Linked DNA regions of Homo sapiens: regions 1, 2 and 4 are each linked to region 3. Evidence: chromatin contacts called from ENCODE Hi-C or POLR2A ChIA-PET data. All regions are on one chromosome and are shown on one strand. Each heading gives the region's core, a stretch centred on a gene start or an enhancer-like site at or near the end of the contact. The rest is flanking DNA. Distances are from core to core; before and after follow the strand shown.

Region 1 (4,358 bases), core at 1,273-3,772, 1.7 Mb before region 3:
CATGGACTCTGGAGTTTGCTGCCTGGTCTAAATCCCTAGTTACTTATGGGTCATGTACCATGCCTCAGTTTACCCCTCCAAAAATGAGGATGAAGATAACAACAGTGTCTCCTTTATGGAGTTGTTATAAGGATGAAATGAGTCACTGTTTGCAAAGCTCTTAGAACAGCATCTGGCGTCACACACCTGCAGTGTTTGCAAAATAAATAATACAAGAGTAAAATACAAAATTGGGCCTTGACAACTGGGATGAGACCACATTTAGTTTTGAAGATGAGGTTTGGCAGTTTTCCATCATGAGGGTTTTTTTTTCTAAGCATGGTTTCCATTGCTCCAAATCTGTTTTGGGTTTGTGGGAAAGGCAAATGGGAAAGAATGTGATTCTGAAATGCAGGGAACTTTACAAAGCTTTCAAAGATCACAGCTTCACCTTCCCGAGAGCAACTCCTGAAAACAGAGACCTGTGTTTCTGCAAAGCACTGTGCAAGTCGCCTCTCCAACAAGTCTGGGTGGATGGAGAAGTTTCCAGGCTCCCCTGAAATCAACACTCTCGTGTTGATGGGGAGAAATTAAGAACAAGAGGATTTGGCTAAGGTCCCAGCGTGCGATGGCGTCTGAGCTGAAGTGCTGGGCTGCCTACAGAAATCTCTTCTAGAGATTGAGCTGGAGTAGGATTTCTCTCCTCTGAACAAGTAGATGATTATACAATGTTCCATTCTCAGGGGGTAAAGCCCTCTCCAGTCTTCCCAAGACCCAGTGAAGAAGAAGAGAGGGTTCCTAGCTAAGGAAGGGAGACAAGGGTGGTGGCTTTCCACGGCTCCCGCACGTGCTGGGTGTGAAGCTGGTAGTGGAAGTGTGTTTCCTCAGCAGCTGTGAGTCCTCAGAATACTGGGTCCCCACGGACCAGCCAGCAGAGGGACAGCCCTTCCTTAGTGGGGCTCTCCAAGGGCCATAGGAGCACCATGGGCTGGTGCATGTGGCCTCGGGCTGCTCTGGGGAGAGGGTCATTGGTCCCTCTTACTCACCTCCTGTCGGGAGTGGCCAGACACAGCCTGACCATACAAGGGTGACTAGGAGTTTAGGTTCGAGAGTATTGAGGGTGGCCAGGCATTCCGAGTCCAGGGCCCTCCAGGCAAAAACAACTCATCAACCTTTTGAAAGCAACAGCTGAGTCACTAATACCATTAGCAACCAGAATTTGCACTTTCGGTGTGCCGGCATTCTTCTGAGTGTTTTACCTAGAGTCACTGACTCAATTCTCACTGAAACCCTAGGAGGGAGGCAGTGCTATTGCCTCCATTGTATAGATGAGGCAACTGACACTCAGAGAGGTGAAGTAACTTCCTCAAGGATACACAGCTTATAAACACTGGGATTCACACCCAGTTAGTTTGGCTCCAGCATTCCTGCTTTTGACCCCAACATTACACAGCCTCTGATTTATACAATTACAAACATTTTAAATACTGGAAGCTGAATTCAAACTGCATCCACCAACTTGACTTCTAAGACCCCATACACTTTACCTGAGGGGTGCTCAGCCACCAGGCAAAGAATGGGCTGCAGTGACACACTGGCACACGTGCCTCCCGCTTGCGTCTGTGTTCTAAGCTGCTGCGTCCCTGTTGATGTGCACTGAGCTTGCGAGTGATTTGGACTCTCGAGACAATTTCTTTTTTCTTTTCTTTTTTTTTTTTTGAGACGGAGTCTCGCTCTGGCTGGAGTGAAGTGGCGTGATCTTGGCTCACTGCAACCTCCACCTCCTGGGTTCAAACAATTCTCCTGCCTCAGCCTCCCAAGTAGCTGGGATTACAGGTGCCCGCCACCATGCCTGGCCATTTGTTTTTGTATTTTTAGTACAGACGGGGTTCTACCATGTCGGTCAGGCTGGTTTCAAACTCCTAACCTCAAGTGATCCACCTGCCTCAGCCTTCCAAAGTGCTAGGATTACAGGCCTGAGCTACCGCGCCCGGCCTCTCGAGACAATTTCTGTTCAGCCAACTTTTCCTATATCTTTCTCAAAATTATTAGTTTCCGCCCACTGTTCCAATCGAATATGGTCTCTTTTATGAATACCAGCTCTGTCGCCTGCAGCACATTTGCTCTCCCTGGAAGCTTTGGGTCATTTGTGGATCTGGACAGCGTGTTTTCACTGAAGCCGCTGGGTGAGAACAGTGGAGGCGCAGGCGCAGGCTGGGGGCTGGGCAGACACTTCCTTTAGGTGCTGCTGTGTATTCAGCTATGGATCCATCCACTGTGCACTCCCATCCAGCCGGTTTGTCCCAGAGGTGGTGGTAGGGAAGTTCCAGGACATTCCTGTTTCCTCCGCTGCCTTCTCTCTTAGCTGAGCCCTTTCTCACCTTTCCTCCCAGACCCTGTTCCCTCCCCTTACTTGCGGGGCATCCTCGGGGACAGGTTCTGAAACCACAGCTGTGGGCCAGCGTTCCACCTATTGTCTGCGAGCCAGCAGAGCAGAACAAACCTGCCTGAGATTCTCATTACAGCTTGTGATTTGGGAGACGGGCCAGCTGCGGCTGTTGCCAGGGCAACCAGTGGTGCGGAAAAAGGTAACAAAAAAGAGCCTGGAGCCTCTTGACCGGACTTCAGGAGTGAAGGAGTGGAGGGGAGGGCTCGGGCTTGCCATTCAGGAGCGATTGTTGACATGTCAACTGCAATCCCTCTGCCCCTCTCCAGGCCGGGACAGCCCCCAGCACAGCGCCCTGCCATGCACCACCAGCATGTGCCTGCTCTGTGTCTGTGTTTTCAGGGGTCCACTTGGCCCTGCGTAGCCTTTTCTCTTTTATGCATTTCCCCACTCACACTTGAATGTCTTCAATTCCTTCCTCCCTTTCTCTCATTCTCTTCTGCAGCCCCTTTCCCTCTCCTTTCCCACGTACCAGAACATCAGCCTCAAAAGATTAAAAGAAAATTAGCCAGGGGTGGTGACACGTGCCTGTAATCTAGCTACTCAGGAGGCTGAGGTGGGAGGCTCTCTTGAGCTCAGGAGGTGGAGGCTGCAGTGAGCTGTGATTGTGCCACCGCACTCCAGCCTGCGCGACACAAGTCCCCATGTCTCTAAAATAAAATTTAAAAAAATAATAAAATGAAATGTAAATAAGGCACGGGAGGGAACTGATGGTCCTGTGCTGGCAGATCCTGCGGCCTCAGCACCTAAGCGGCCAATGGGCAAAGGTGGTGAATTCAGCCTGTCTAGATAACCTGTGATTCATTGGTTGGGCAGTGATTTGTGACGAGCCCTGGGACGGTTTCTTTCCAGTTACCCACTGGACGTCTTGTGCTGCCATATCCTGGGGAGCCAGAGGGGGGCATTTTCCTTTGAAGGCTTTGAGAGTCATAGCCAAGCCCTTTTCTCCATGGCGTCCCTCCCTGACCCCACCCAACATTTCAGGAGTTAACCTTCCTAAGAGCCGAGCTCTGGCCGTTTTACTCATCGAAGAGGGAATCCCCTACACATTTTAGGTACTCACGCAGCTCGCTTGCCTGAGCACAGGCTTCGACCTTTACCTCACTTCTGGTAGGAGGTCTGTTTCATTCCCATCCAATCTGCAGGTTTTTCCCTAATCCCTTAAGGAAGCAGTAACTTCATGTTTCTCAGAATATCCTGATTGGAAGAATCACTCGGCAGCTTAGAGCACAGATTCCTGAGCCGCATCTCAGACCTACTGAATCAGAAACTCTGGGGAAGTTATCTGGGAATCTGCTTTAGAAAAATTGCCCCCGGTGATGCTCATGTTAGGAGAGGTTTGGGGAACAAAGCCCAAGTGCTGATTTTCGCTTCTCGGGCTCAGCACTTGGGTTCTGTCTGGGCCTCAGGGTACTCTTTCATCTGCAAGGTGGAACTGATCCTCACAGCTCTGCTATCCTGCCCACAAACTTCCCAGACCAGGGAGGCTCTGGGGAGGCATGGCCGGCCTGGTGCTGGCCCAGTGTGGTCAGGACTAGGTCATGCCCCTGTTGCCCATGGCTCACCATGCTGTGGATATCACATCCATCCATGCCTATTGGCTCATGGCAGCTTAAGCCCTAGAAAGAACAGGTGGGAGAACTTTAGCTCTATGTGCCCACCAGGGATCTCACACCTCCTGGCTGCAGGAGCTGGACGGGAGGTCACCTGGCTTTGATGTAAGCTGCCACCTCTTTATGCATCCATCCTGCGAGCACTTGACATGCTATTGCTCTGCGGCATCGTGGCAGCGCTGTATACCGAGAGGAATGCAGGGTTTAGGGCTCAAAAGCTCTGGTTGAATCCTGGCTGCCACTTGCTACCTGTGGGGTCCTGGAGCACTTCCTTTCCTTATCTGTAAAACATGGATAACAACCAACTTCACAGGGTTGCT
Region 2 (4,211 bases), core at 1,052-3,551, 2.0 Mb before region 3:
ATGTTGGGCTAATTTTTGTATTTTTAGTAGAGACAGGGGTTTCGCCATGTTGGTCAGGCTGGTCTTGAACTCCTGACCTCGTGATCCGCCCGCCTTGGCCTCCCAAAGTGCTGGGATTACAGGCGTGAGCCACCGCGCCCAGCACCACATTATCTTGTTAATAATGAATTGTAAGCCTCTGGAAGCTTTTCCTCTTTCCTCCCTTTCTTCATTCTTTAATGTTTTTCTCGCTGAAAGAGCACTGAAAAGGATAGCTAAAATATAGTGCCGGAGCTCAAGGATCTCACAGTCTAATGGAGGAGAGAAATACCAGAGAAGGAGCAATTCGTGTCAGGGATGGGGGATCTGGTTGGGCTTCACAAAAGATGAAATAATTTGGGTCTGTGTCCCCACCAAATCTCATGTTGAATTGTAATCCCCAATGTTGGAGGTGGGCCGTGGTGGGAAGTGTTTGGGTCGTGGGGTTGGATCCCTCACAGTAGTGAGTTGTCATGAGATCTGGTTGTTTAAAAATGCGCCCCCCGCCGCCGCTCCCTCTCCCGCCATGTCAGTCGCCTGCTCCCCTTCGCCTTCCGCCATGATTGGAAGCCCCCGGAAGCCTCCCCAGAAGCTGTTGCCGGTGCTATGCGACCTGTACAGCCTGCAGAACCGTGAGCCAATTGAACCTTGTTTTCTATAAATTATGCAGTCTCAGGTATTTCTTCATAGCAATGAGAGAACAGACTAATATAGAAGACAACACCATGAGTTGGAGAAGAGCATTCCAGCTCACGCCATGGCCTCAGGGGCATCCTACTCTTGATTTTCTTTGATGTATACATGAAGGGGATGGTGGCAGAAACACTTTCAATGAATTTGTGCTCTTGGAGTCACCTTTACATCAATTCGAGGGGGAAATGCCGTGATTAAGCCATTCGCTAAGTAAAGCTGTCAAATAGCAGCTTCTGGTGCATGTAGACCAGGCAGTCACATTTGGTGATTTAGGGGCTGTGTGAAGACCCCGCGCCTACCGTTAAACAATCTATCCAAATCACTCCCATCTCTACAAATATACGACAGCTGCCACAGAAATCTCTTGTTTTCGCTCTGGAGGGAGAATGCCTCCAGTAACTGGTTTACTTATAGGGCCAGCTTATTAAACTTACAGTTTACTTATTTATTTTTATTTGTTTGTTTTGGTTTTTGTTTTGTTATTGTTGTTTTTTGAACTTACAGTATAAAAAACAGTAACTCAGACATTTGAATCCTGCCCCACCACTAATCAGCTTCTTGCCTTGGCCAATCCCAACCTGAGTCAGTACCCTTATTCGTACAATGGATTTAGTAACACCTGCTTTATGCAGTAATTACAAAGGTTAAAATAATCCATACCTGTTAAATAACTGGCCAGTGCTTGGCCAAAATAGAATCCCCAAATAGTTTGAATCTGTGTCACGAGACTCTGACAGCACAGGGCACTGATGCACAGAAAGGGTGTCATTGTGTCACTGAAGAGGTGTGATTGATGGGCGGGGTCTGGTGTTTATTTGCAGCACCAGAGAGGGGGCCTCCCACCGAGGAAGGAAATGCCAGAAATAAAGGGGCAATGAGGGGGCGTGAGGGTGAGGACATGACCCGCGTCACCAGGGCAGTCGTGGGCTGAAGCCTTTCTGTATGTCCTCCTGCCCCCCGGTCACCTGCAGCGAGTGAGACCTTCCAGGGCCACATGACATGAACCGTGGGAACAGCACCTTCACTAGGCTGTGCCTGACTTTCGAAGGGGTTTTCAGGAGAGCTTTGGACAAAGCGTGGAGGCACGAATTCTCAAAAAATCCAAATGAGGGCCCCAGAGCCACTGGCCTCCCCACTTTCTGCAGCAGGACCTGGGTGGACACTGGTGCCCACAGACCCCCCAGACAGGACACGAGGTGCCCCGCGAGGTGGAAATACATCTTCTTCCCGCCTCACAGTGCAGCAGAGAAGCACTGACTTTCTAGCTGCTTTAGCCACACACAATGGCACCTCTGTTCCTGTCCAGTGAGCTTGCTGCCTCCAGGGACACTGCCGGGGCCCATCGTGGCCATGCCGGGAACATGCAGTCCTTTGATAATCGCCCTTTATCCCGGCCTCTAAATCAAAGCGGCAAACATGCTGACAACAACTCCAGCAAACGCAACCGATGCTTTCAGGTCTGACCCTGAAACGGAGACCCACCTCCGTGGGGAGAAGCACACGCTTCTCTGGGCTGTAGGCTCGACGGAAACAGGAACTGCGGGCCCTGCACACAGCTGCGCTCGCCGGGGCAGCTCAGACTCACATCCCCAGGGGGATGCGAGTTATCCAGAACGGCGTTCCTGACCCCCAGAGGGGTGAGTCACCCCGGCCCGCCTTTCCACGTGCTGTGTGAAGCCTGTGGACAACTTCAGATGCCTTGTTGTTTTTTTATCGAGGTGAAATTCAAGTAACGTAAAATGAACCATTTAAAGTGAAAAATTCGGGCCGGGTGCAGTGGCTCACACCTGTAATCCCAGCACTTTGGGAGACCGAGGTGGGAGGATCGTTTGAGCCCAGGAGTTCGAGACCAGCCTGGACAACATAGTGAGACCCTGTCCCCGAAAAAAGAAAAACAAAATTAGCCGGGCATGGTAGTGTGCACCTGTGTTCCCAGCTACTCCGGAGGCTGAGGTGGGAGGATGGCTTAAGCCTGGTGGGGGTTGAGGCTGCAATGAGCTATGATTGTCCCACTGCACTCCCAGCCTGGGTGACAGAGAGAGGCCCTGTCTCAAAAAAAAACTAAAATAAATAAATAAATAAAAGGAATAATTCAGTGGCATTTAAAACATTCACTGTTCTGCAGGCACCACCGCTATCTAGCTCCAAAGTGTTCTCCTCACCCCAAATACAACCCCGCACCCATGTGCAGTCACTCTTCATTCTCCCCTCCCAGACTGTGACGGCAACGTGCCAGGGACTGTGCTCAGGGCAGAAGCACAGTGGTCAACACAGCGGTTGCAGTCCCTGCCAACATGGGGTCCAGTCTAACGTGACATCCAGATACAAAACAACTGGAAATGGCACGTGTTACAGGAGCCTATGACAGAAGTGCTAAGCAGGGGCCGGGCGCCGTGGCTCACGCCTGTAATCCCAACACTTTAGGAGGCCGAGGAGGGTCAGGGGTTCAAGACCAGCCTGGCCAACATGGTGAAACTCAGTCGGTACTAAAAATACAAAAATTAGCCAGGCGTGGTGGTGCACGCCTTTAATCCCAGCTACTCAGGAGGCTGAGGCAGGAGAATCACTTGAACCCAGGAGGCAGAGGTTGCAGTGAGCCGAGATTGTGCCACTGCACTCCAGCTTGGGTGACAAAGCGAGACTCCGTCTCAAAAAGAAAAAAAAAAACACTGCTGAGCGGGTCCAAGCTCAGAGTTCCCATACGATGCCCTGCTGAGGTGGGCTTGACGGTCATCCCCATTCTCCAGATGAACAAACTGGAATCTTGAGAGGTTAAATGCCCTGCTCAAGGTTAGACCACCAATAAATGGCAAAGTTGGGATTCAAACAAAGGTCCCTGTGACATCCACCAAGTTGCTTTCTGTCTCTATGGATTTAATTATCCCGTACATTTCATATCAATGGAATCACACAATATGTGACCTTTTGTGTCTGGCTTCTGTTATTTTAATATTGCAAAGGTTCATCCATGATGTAGCATACTTTAATGCTCGATTCCCTTTTTTTCTTTTTTTATCAGAGTCTCGCTCTGTCACCCAGGCTAGAGTGCAGTGGCGCGATCTTGGCTCACTGCAAGCTCCGCCTCCCGGGTTCACGCCATTCTTCTGCCTCAGCCTCCCGAGTAGCTGGGACTACAGGCGCCCGCCACCATGCCCGGCTAATTTTTTGTATTTTTAATAGAGACGGGGTTTCACTCTGTTAGCCAGGATGGCCTTGATCTCTGACCCCGTGATCCGGCCACCTCGGCCTCCCAAAGTGCTGGGATTACAGGTGTGAGCCACCGCGCCCAGCCTCGATTCCCTTTTATAACTGAATCCTATTTCATTGTATGGATGGACACACTTTGTTTCTTCGCTCATCTGCGGATGCACATTTGGCTTGTTTTCCTTTTGGTTTCTGTTGACAGTGTTGCTATGAACATTGGTGCACAGTATCTGTTTGAGTCCCTGCTTTTAATTCTTTAGGAGTGGGATGCTGGATCATAGGATGATTTTGTTTGT
Region 3 (4,867 bases), core at 102-2,601:
AACTATTTGCATGATATTCAGAAAGTTGTAGCATGATGTTGATGAATTATATTATCTCTGGGGTCTCCTCCAAGTCTGTAGTTCTTTGAATCTGTTTGACTAGGGTGGACCATGCCAGTATGCATTTTTGTTTTCTTTTTTTTTTGAGATGGAGTCTCACTCTGTCACCCAGGCCGGAGTGCAGTGGTGCAATCTCAGCTCACCGCAAACTCCGTCTCCCAGGTTCAAGTGATTCTCCTGTCTCAGCCTTCCAAGTAGCTGGGATCACAGGTGCCTGCCATTATGCCTGGCTAATTTTTGTATTTTTACTAGAGATGGGGTTTTACCGTGTTGGCCAGGCTGCTTTCAAACTCCTGATCTCAGATGATCCACCTGCCTCAGCTTCCCAAAGTGCTGGGATTACAGGCACGAGCCACCGCATCTGGCTGCTAGTATGCATTTGTTTAAATTATCAAATGGGAATCTGAAATGGGGCAATGGGAATTAAGAAAAATCATCTTTTTTTATTTAGAACTATCTTCAGACATGAACCCTCACAGTTGAACACATTACTTCACAATAAATATAGGCTGCCCTTCCGTGCCCCTCAGCCAAATGCCTTTTTAATTTTTTTTTTTATTTTCAACTCTTGCAACTAAATAAAGCAATCATACCACTAGTGTGACGGTTAATTTTATGTGTCAGCTTGGTTGGGCCATGGTGCCCAGATATGTGGTCAATCTTTATTCTGGATATTTCTGTGAGGATATTTTTGGGTGAGATTTCCCTGATATGGGTGAGCCCCATCCGATCTGCCGAAGGCCTGAAGAGCACAAAAAGCTGACCTCCCTGCAAGCGAGAGAGAATTCAGCAGCAAACAGCCTTCAGACTTCATCTGCAACATCAGCCCTTTCTGGCTCTGCACGAAACTGTCTTCAGACTCAAACTGCAGCTTTTTCCTGAGTCTCCAGACTGCTTACCACCCCCATCAGATTTTGGACTCACCAAGCCTCCACTGTCCCATGAGCAAATTCCTTAAAATATCCACCTATCTATCTCCTATTGGTTTGTTTCTCTGGGAACCCTGACTAATGCAACCACCTTTATCATAAACTCGGAAGAGAATTCTCCATGACCCTCACATGTCTGCACATCTTCTGAGTAGAGGCCGTGAGAGTCTTTGTCCTGGAGTATCTTGTGAAAGATAGTTAAATAGTGAACAGCTTTGGAAGACAGAGACTGTGTGTCCTTCAAAGCAAAGGGCAGGTATGCCTACTGCTTCTTGTGAAAGGCAGCTTCCCATCCTCCAAGTTTAGGTTCACCTCCTGAAATGCAATCCACTGCATGTGCAAATGTCACCTGACCCTCCTTCAGTCACCCTCTGGGGGTGGGGAGTAGGAGAACCAAAATTGCTGATACTCTGCCTACTGCTATTGCTTGAGTCATAAAGTCCTTTTGGTCTTTGACCCAGAGTACTCATATCTTCTGTCAGCATTCACAAAACTAGGACAGGCTAACTTGAAACCTTACAAATAGGGTAAAATATTAGATCCTTCCCAGTTCCTTACAGTCCACATAAAATATGCCAAAGGGTCTATAATCAGAATCTCATCAAATGCATTGTGTGGTGTCTTGAAAATATATCTACAAATCCTTTGACAATCCTTCTTTGAAAAGGTGAGGTTCAATTCTGCTCCTCTGCGTGTCAGCTGGACTTTGTAACTTGCTTCTACAGAAATAGAATGTGGCAGAATGGGAGGCTAAGGTGGAGGGATCCCTTGAAGCCAGAAGTTTGAGACCAGCCTGGGCAACAGAGCAAGACCCTGTCTCTACAAAAAAGTTTAAAATTGACCAGGCGTGGTGTCTCACACCTGTAATCCCAGCACTTTTGGAGGCCAAGGTGGGCCGAATCATTTGAGGTCAGGAGTTCAAGAGCAGCCTGGCCAACACGGTGAAACCCCATCTCTACTAAAAATACAAAAATTAGCCAGGTGTGATGGTGGGTGCCTGTAATCCCAGCTACTCAGGAGGCTGAGGAAAGATAATCATTTGAAACGAGTAGGCGGATGTTGCACTGAGCTGAGTGTGCCTTTGCACTCCAGCCTGGACGACAGATTTAGACTCTGTCTGAAAAAAAAAAAAAAAAAGTTGAAAATTAGCTAGGCTCAGTGGCGTGTGTGCACCTGTAGTCCCAGCTACTCAAGTGGCTGAGGCGAGATGATAGCTTGGGCCCAGGTGTTCAAGACTGCAGTGAATCATGATCGCACCACTGCATTCCAGCCTGGGTGACAGTGAGACTCTGTGTCTACAAACAAATAAACAAACAAAAGCAAAAAACAAGACACATGAGCCATTCTATGGATGTCTTCAAATAAGCAACTATTTACTCTTATTGTCTTTATATGTGACAATATCCAAAGGGCAGCCTATTCACTCTGGAACATCTCACATGAGCAATTATACAGTGAAAGGAGCAAAAAAAGAAAAAAAATTAAAACCCTGAACATGAGCGATGGAATCAGAAGTGTCTATTCTGCCTCTTACTAAGAAGTGACCACACCCAAAGTCACTGAAGCTCTCTGATTTTCAGGTGATTTTGGATGACTAGTGTAGTCATACCTAGCTGTCTGGATAATTTTGATGATGAAATCAGAAACATAATAGCATTTATTATCTACTAAACATTGTGTACCGGAATTTAGAGCCATGATTTCTTTTAACATATCCAAACCATCTAGAATTGTGCCTGGCACATGTTATGTAATGCATAAACCTTAGGCCCTGTCTTCTCCCAACATAGAAGATTGATACTTGATCATGTGCCCATGATCTCAGTTTATGTGCCTTAAAATAAAATCCATGACTTCCTCTTGTTATGATGATGGCAAACATCTACTTGTAACTGTGCTCTAGTTAAAAAAAAAAAGTAATACTTCAACTTTTATGATTACAAGGCAATACACATTAAAATGACTCATTCTGATGAAGATATCAAAGTTACTGCTATCCAATGTGACTCTACTTCAGTCATAAAGAAAACGTTCTCATGTAGCCAGAGTCATCACAGTGGAAAAACAACTTCACTCCTTCCCTGAGCACTTGTGACAGCACCTCAGGTCTCACAGATGGGCTCAGGGGTCCCACAGGTGAGGTGCACACACCCAAGGTTCTGTACAGAATGATATATTGCAATACAAGTAAAAGAACATTAGAGCTTCTATGCACATTTATTTTTATCTGATTCATTTATTACGTGTATGTTTCTGTGTATCCTTTATAATGCTCAAAATATAACAGAAGACTTACCTGTCTCTATATTGTTTGTTCCTATCACTGTCTAATTGCTCATGGAAGCCACCCAGCAGGAAGGGGCTGGTCTTACACATCAGCAAATGTTAATGTCTTTATATGTTCATGATCAAAACCTTTTTACTGATGAGGTGTGTATCCTCAAAATATTTGGAAACCTCTGCTGCAGACCATCATTTAGATTAGAGTTGAAACTGACACTTAGCATTTAGATGGACTAAGACTAATTATGTCACCAATTTACAACAAGAATATTTTACAAAAATAAAACATAAAACGGCCTGGCGTGATAGCTCATGCCTGCAATCCTAGGACTTTAGGAGGCTGAGGCGGGTGGATCACTTGAGCTCAGGAGTTCAAAACTAGCCTGGGCAACATGGCAAAACCATATCTCTGTAAAAAACACAAAAATTAGCCAGGTGTGGCGGCACGAGCCTGTAATCCCAGCTGCTTGGGACTAAGGCAGGAGGATCACTTGAGCTGGGGAGGTGGAGGCTGCAGTGAGCCCAGATCACACAGCTGCAATCCAGCCTGGGAGACAAAGTGAGACCCTGTCTCAAAAACAAAAACAACAAAACCCATAAAATAACTGTATTTAAGGGCTACTACAGCAGTGCTTCCACCTTTCAGATATGTCTATGCAGTGATCACCAAGTGTGAAGTGGCAGTTAGCTATAACCAGCTAAAACTGTTCTTGAACCAGACTAATACGACTTCTTTTCAGAACATTATTTGCATGGTGGTCTGGAATACTTGCTGTCTTTGCTGCTGGTCGAGTTCTCTGACAACCTGAAACAAGTGTTGAGGAACTGCTTCTATTTGGTCTCCAACATATGTCACATATTTCTGGGAAACATGATGAGCAACAGTGTGGTCCTTGTGAGAGATGGTGTCACTCTTTCATTTGTGCCAAGACGTATGTTTCTGCTGAACTGCAGACAAGTGGGAATAGCTTAAGTGTAAATTACCAAAAAGGTGAATGTCCTGGGAGAAAACAATGTTAAACCAGTAACAGTTTGCCAGAGTCTGCTAAGCAGGATGTCTCATACGGCTTGTAGTATATCAGGTTTATTAACTTAAAGATCCACTTTATCAGATCTCTAGCTAATCACTGAAATGATCATTTTTAAATTTAACATAGAGTTCTCTATCTATATTTTCACTACTATAATAACATATTAGAACTACTCACTGGTAATTGTTAATTCAATATGTGAAAGTAAAAAACTGGTATCCTTATAAGCACACAACCTAGATAAAGCTCTTATATTCTTTTTTGGTACAGAGAGAGAGAGATGGGTGAAATATTATTATTTCATAATTATTCTGTAGACCAGCAAAACTGCCATCCCAGGAATCATTTGGTTACAGCAGACCAAGAGGTTAAAGGAATGGTGAATTATTCATAGTATCCTTCACAATTGTAGAACATCCAAATAGAAACCGTGAGAAGTATTAGAGATCATTAATTATTTCTAGTTGCACATTGCAACTTCAAAAAGTCTCAGGATGAGTCAAATTTCCACTGTGGTTGTACACTATGGCCTCATCACACCAACTTTTATATTTTAAGTTACAT
Region 4 (4,533 bases), core at 330-2,829, 1.6 Mb before region 3:
AATTAAAATTCAAACAAGGAAATTACATCCTAAAATCTAATGAACTTTTCAGTTTAATGCAGGGAATAACTTTTTTTTTTTTTAAAAAAAAGCCTTATTGTTATGAAAATTTTCGAACATACATGAAAGTGGAGAATGGCATAATGGATCCCATGTGTCTATCGAGGGGCCTCCACAGTGTCTGGTATAACAATTTGTTTCATTTTTGTCCCTACTTAAATGTTTTAAAGCAAATCTCAGACATTGTATCATTTCATTCTTAACTACTTCCGTTAGAAAATACAACCTTTCAATCAACATGTCTGACACTGGAATGGGCTGAAAAATATTGAAGCCAAGGCAGGGAGGAGTTAAAAGAGCACCCAGGCTCTGAAATCTGACTGGGCACAAATCCCGGCTCTACCACTTGCTAGGGCACACCCTTGGCATCAGTTTTCTCATCTATAAAATGGGGCTAAAAGTAGCACTTCTCTTATGAAGTTGTTGTGAAGATTAAATGAATAATATGGCTTGAAACAGTGCCTGGCACATACTCAGTTTGAGCTATTACTAACAGATTTTAGGAATATTTCCATTTACTACATAAACACTGGGATTCATAGATAAATTAGATCCTCTCTCAAACAGTAATTTATTAACTTAAAGGAAAGATATATACAAATCGAGAAGAAATAGTTATGATTCTACATGTTATTGCTTTTAAATAATAATATAGCAAACACATCACTTATTCAAGGATTTTGAAACTTTACAAAAATTGCATTATTCTAATTTTATCGCTAGAAAAATGGAGGCATACCAGTAGGTGACTCACACAGTTACTGAAATGAAGAATGCCAGATCATAAAACTAGCAGGTCTATTCTTTATGTCTATGGAGCATAACTATTTGTATTTTGTGCTTCTGACAATTGTGGCATACTTGACAAAATAATTTTGATGAGAATCCAGGAGGATATATAATTTAAAATTATATTAAAATTATCACTGAAAAATAAGACATCATTTAAAAATAACAGAAGAAGCAACTTTTTCTAAAAATTCTTTGACATGACTAAAGTAATATAAAAAGGAAGGGGTGTAGAAAATGAGTAAAAATAATGCCTTTAAACAACTGAAGACTATATTGACCATTTTTGGTTTGGGTAAAAAAAAATTTTTTTTAATTAATTATTTAAGAATAAACTGATAGGAAAAGTTAACATTATTTGGAAAGAAATGTAAATAATTTGAATATCCAAAGAAACAATTAGACTCATTAAAGCTCCTAAATGTATACATATGTATCAGAAAGGAATGTGAACTATTAAGGAAACTTGGTAGATAATGAAAGAATTTGGAAATCTGAAGGCTTTAAGAGGCAGAGTTGTAGATCAACCCCTCATACCAAATAATCAACTCCAAAGTAAAACTTTGAATATAAACTAACTGCAAAAGAAACCTTCGCGATATGTAATAAGATGGCACACGCTGTGCTTCTGAGGACATGTGTGGATGCCTCCCCCACGTACATCTGTGCTGACTGACTGACACACGCGTGTGCAGGGGCCAGCACAGGCATTCCTTTCCATTTAGTAAAGACAGCACAAAGAGTCTCCTGTTGGACTGAAGATAGAATTACCTCACAGAGTAAGAAATGCCGACATTTCACTGGAACAAAGCAGTTGTCAGAAAGTTCTGTTCCGCTTTTTGGGAACAGAGGTTAACTCCTCTTCCTTGTTTCATGCATAACAAATTTGACTTCCCAGAAAATATAATATTTAATTTCAACTTAAAAGGTCTTTGGAAAGGTGCTTTTCCCAGTGAATATGAAAGGAAAATTTTGTTAGCAGGAAATAAATTTTTGATATCTATTTTATCACATAAAATCAAATTAATGATAAAAATTTATTATCTTTATAGGACCAGTTACTGTACAACTACTAACTTCCTGGTAACTCAAAATTATGTGATATTTTAAAACTACAGAATTTAGATTTAGATAAGTGAATGTAAATATATCTAAAGCATACTTCTGAAACGAACACGGGTTTTGTTGATGTGGTCTCTTTAGGGTGGCAGCATATTATGCCAAGTGGTATTTGGTGGTTAAATATGTTCCACAGTCCTTTAAAAATCCAACTATAATCCCACTTCTCCACAAAGGAAATGCTGCTTTTCAGAGTTTATCAAATCTAGGATGTCTTGGGAAGTATGATGCTTACTCAGGAAATACAGGTTGGGAGAGGGAGAGAAAGGAGGAGGGCACTTTGCACTTTTTCACATGCTTTTGGGGATGATGGTGGATAACTTTCCTGCCTCACTCAAAGGACATACATGAAGAATGTTTGGCAAATACAAAACAAACTTTTAGTATATATATTTTAAAAGTATGAACAATTTTAATGACTAAAATAACGAAAAGTGTGATTATGAAATGTAAAGGTATAATGCTGCTACTAATTTCAGGATACATATACTATTTGAAAACAGACTCATACATGAAACTTCTGTGGAAAAGTGACATGGTTTAGGCATTCACAGGCCACCTAAAAGATTGGGACAAAAATTTGTGTCTTTCGGAATACACGTCAGAAATTGGCCCATGTGAGCCGAAACCAAAAGTAGTTTTCTTTAGAGGTCCACATGAACTATCTTAATAATCTTGATTTGACTATTAAGAACCTAAATATTTGCAGTCACAAAACAGATTCCTAATACAATATTTAGATAGGCCAGACACAGCATTTGGAGGTGATGAAGGGGGAGTGGAACAGGCGCTTTCTATCTCACCACCACCAAATGGAAGGCACCCATAGTTCCACTGCTAGGATTGTTTATTTTTTACTTTGGAGTCCTGGAAACACGTTATGGCAAATTCAAGAAGCTTAAAGAACAGATACGAATACTGGAACCTTACTCTCCTCAAAAAAAAAAAAAAAAATCCAAAAATCCATGGGAATAAACAAAAAAATGCCAACAAGCTTTACATGCTCAATGAATTTTCTGCTGCAGGGAACCTTTCACCAGGGCTAAAGTTCACTTGGAGGGAAAAAAAGTCCAACACTCTCTAACATAAGTTTATGTTGTCAATTTAGGTTAATTTTTAATCAGACTAGGTTAGCCAGGCAGTCACATACATTATTATAGGCAATCTGTCCACAGATCAGGGTATTAATTAATGTTAGTAATCCACTTGTAGTTAGATTTTATGCCTTAAAAATTTCTCGACATCTATAAACAGAAAATTGTTGAGAATAAGTTAAAGTATTTTTCAGGTTATGCCTTACAGCTAACTGCAACGACATGGAAAAATCCTGTTGAGAAGTCAGCATTCTGTAGAAAGGCTTTTTCTTCTAATGATGCCAGTTAGAGAACATATTTTAGGAGGGTCTCTTCTATAACCAATCATATCAAGACACTGAATAAAAAAAATAGTATGCACCTGGGTCTATTCCTTTGGGTTATAATAGTTAAATAATCTTCTCTTAAAATCTTTAGCAAAACTTTAAAATCAAAAGAAAATAAAAGTTATTTTTAAAAAGATAAAAACGAGTTATGATCACATGGGATGAATTCCTTTTCTAGAAATACTCAAATTATTTAGAGCTGTGTCACTAGATCTAAAACCGTGACAACATTCCTAGTGCTTGTAACTTAGAAATAAAGGTAAGGCAGAAACACAGCCCATGCTGATACTAAACAAAGGCCAGCTTCTATGGGCCCAACAGATGATAAGCTGCAGGATTCACACTAGTGACTGTGGATGACTGCTCTACTCAAAGGAAATACTTACACATTTTGAGAAAACCGACACATAGGCAAAGACCAAAACCAAGAACAAAAACCAAAGCCAAACCACACCAAATAAAAGTGTACTTCCTGAAGACGGCAGCTATTTTAACTACCAAAAGGTGTGTGTATGTGTACACATGACAAGCAACTTTGCTGGGGTATTCAGTAAGCTTTACATATTTAAAATGCACAATTAGATAAGTTTTGACGTGTGTATAGAGACGGAAACCACTACCACAATCAAGAGATACACAGTTAACTGAATGCAGGAACACTATTCCTAGCATATAAGTGACAATGTAGTATATATTAAAGTATATAGTATAAACAGAATATCACACAATGTTAAATCAAGATTACATAAAATGGCATAAAGTAATTTGATTTATATTGATAAATGTTCATAAAGACTAAAAAAAGACTCAGACAAAGCAAGGAGGGTAAAAATAATGAGTCACTGGTTTAAATATTCTAACATGCCTCTTTCCTTCTGAAGAAAAAAGTGGCATACAATGAACTCATCAGATGGAAGAAAAATGCACACCAGGTCAGACTAAACTTTAGTTGCAATTTGTTCACTAGCATTGATTTACAAGAACGGGATTCTTTTCCTCTTGCTCCATTAAGGTAGTTTCTAAGACTGGATGATATCAATTCAAGTTAAAAAAACAATTATATTAAGCATCAGAAATGTGACAAACGTAACCCGAGTAACATATACATTTAAAATCTTTTCCTTTTTTATAAAAGCTGTGTACAC

What was found. Hi-C counts contacts between places; a loop is a spot of excess contacts on that map. ChIA-PET counts read pairs that join two places held with the same protein, here RNA polymerase II (POLR2A). Pooled maps may share reads with other maps.
Region 1: a map with no recorded cell type shows a loop between it and region 3 (9-fold over the local background). The contact joins two enhancer-like sites. A Hi-C loop is called at or near these places in 3 of 37 single-sample maps with no recorded cell type and 2 of 50 pooled maps.
Region 2: a loop to region 3 is called in a pooled map, with 4 times the contacts of the local background. The contact joins two enhancer-like sites. A Hi-C loop is called at or near these places in 2 of 37 single-sample maps with no recorded cell type and 3 of 50 pooled maps. POLR2A ChIA-PET finds 5 or more read pairs at or near these places in 1 of 52 experiments (OCI-LY7).
Region 4: a loop to region 3 is called in a pooled map, with 5 times the contacts of the local background. The contact joins two enhancer-like sites. A Hi-C loop is called at or near these places in 2 of 37 single-sample maps with no recorded cell type and 2 of 50 pooled maps.

Annotation. Positions count from the first base shown.
Region 1 is chr10:5,581,920-5,586,277 of GRCh38, reverse strand. No RefSeq gene overlaps it. Among named protein-coding and RNA genes, the nearest start is that of LASTR, 12 kb to the left of the region's middle. RefSeq lists enhancers at 540-1,739, 2,346-2,874. Within about 2 kb of position 2,522, at least 7 of the 41 ENCODE cell types and tissues checked have a DNase peak (open chromatin) inside an H3K27ac peak, as active enhancers do.
Region 2 is chr10:5,838,506-5,842,716 of GRCh38, reverse strand. No RefSeq gene overlaps it. Among named protein-coding and RNA genes, the nearest start is that of TRV-TAC3-1, 13 kb to the left of the region's middle. RefSeq lists enhancers at 1,674-1,723, 2,004-2,183, 2,394-2,693. Within about 2 kb of position 2,301, at least 9 of the 41 ENCODE cell types and tissues checked have a DNase peak (open chromatin) inside an H3K27ac peak, as active enhancers do; they include OCI-LY7, where a contact is called at or near this core.
Region 3 is chr10:3,865,764-3,870,630 of GRCh38, reverse strand. No RefSeq gene overlaps it. Among named protein-coding and RNA genes, the nearest start is that of LINC02639, 34 kb to the right of the region's middle. RefSeq lists an enhancer at 429-928. Within about 2 kb of position 1,351, at least 4 of the 41 ENCODE cell types and tissues checked have a DNase peak (open chromatin) inside an H3K27ac peak, as active enhancers do; they include OCI-LY7, where a contact is called at or near this core.
Region 4 is chr10:5,447,062-5,451,594 of GRCh38, reverse strand. All of the region lies in intron 3 of NET1 (neuroepithelial cell transforming 1), which reads right to left. Among named protein-coding and RNA genes, the nearest start is that of NET1, 37 kb to the right of the region's middle. Within about 2 kb of position 1,579, at least 11 of the 41 ENCODE cell types and tissues checked have a DNase peak (open chromatin) inside an H3K27ac peak, as active enhancers do.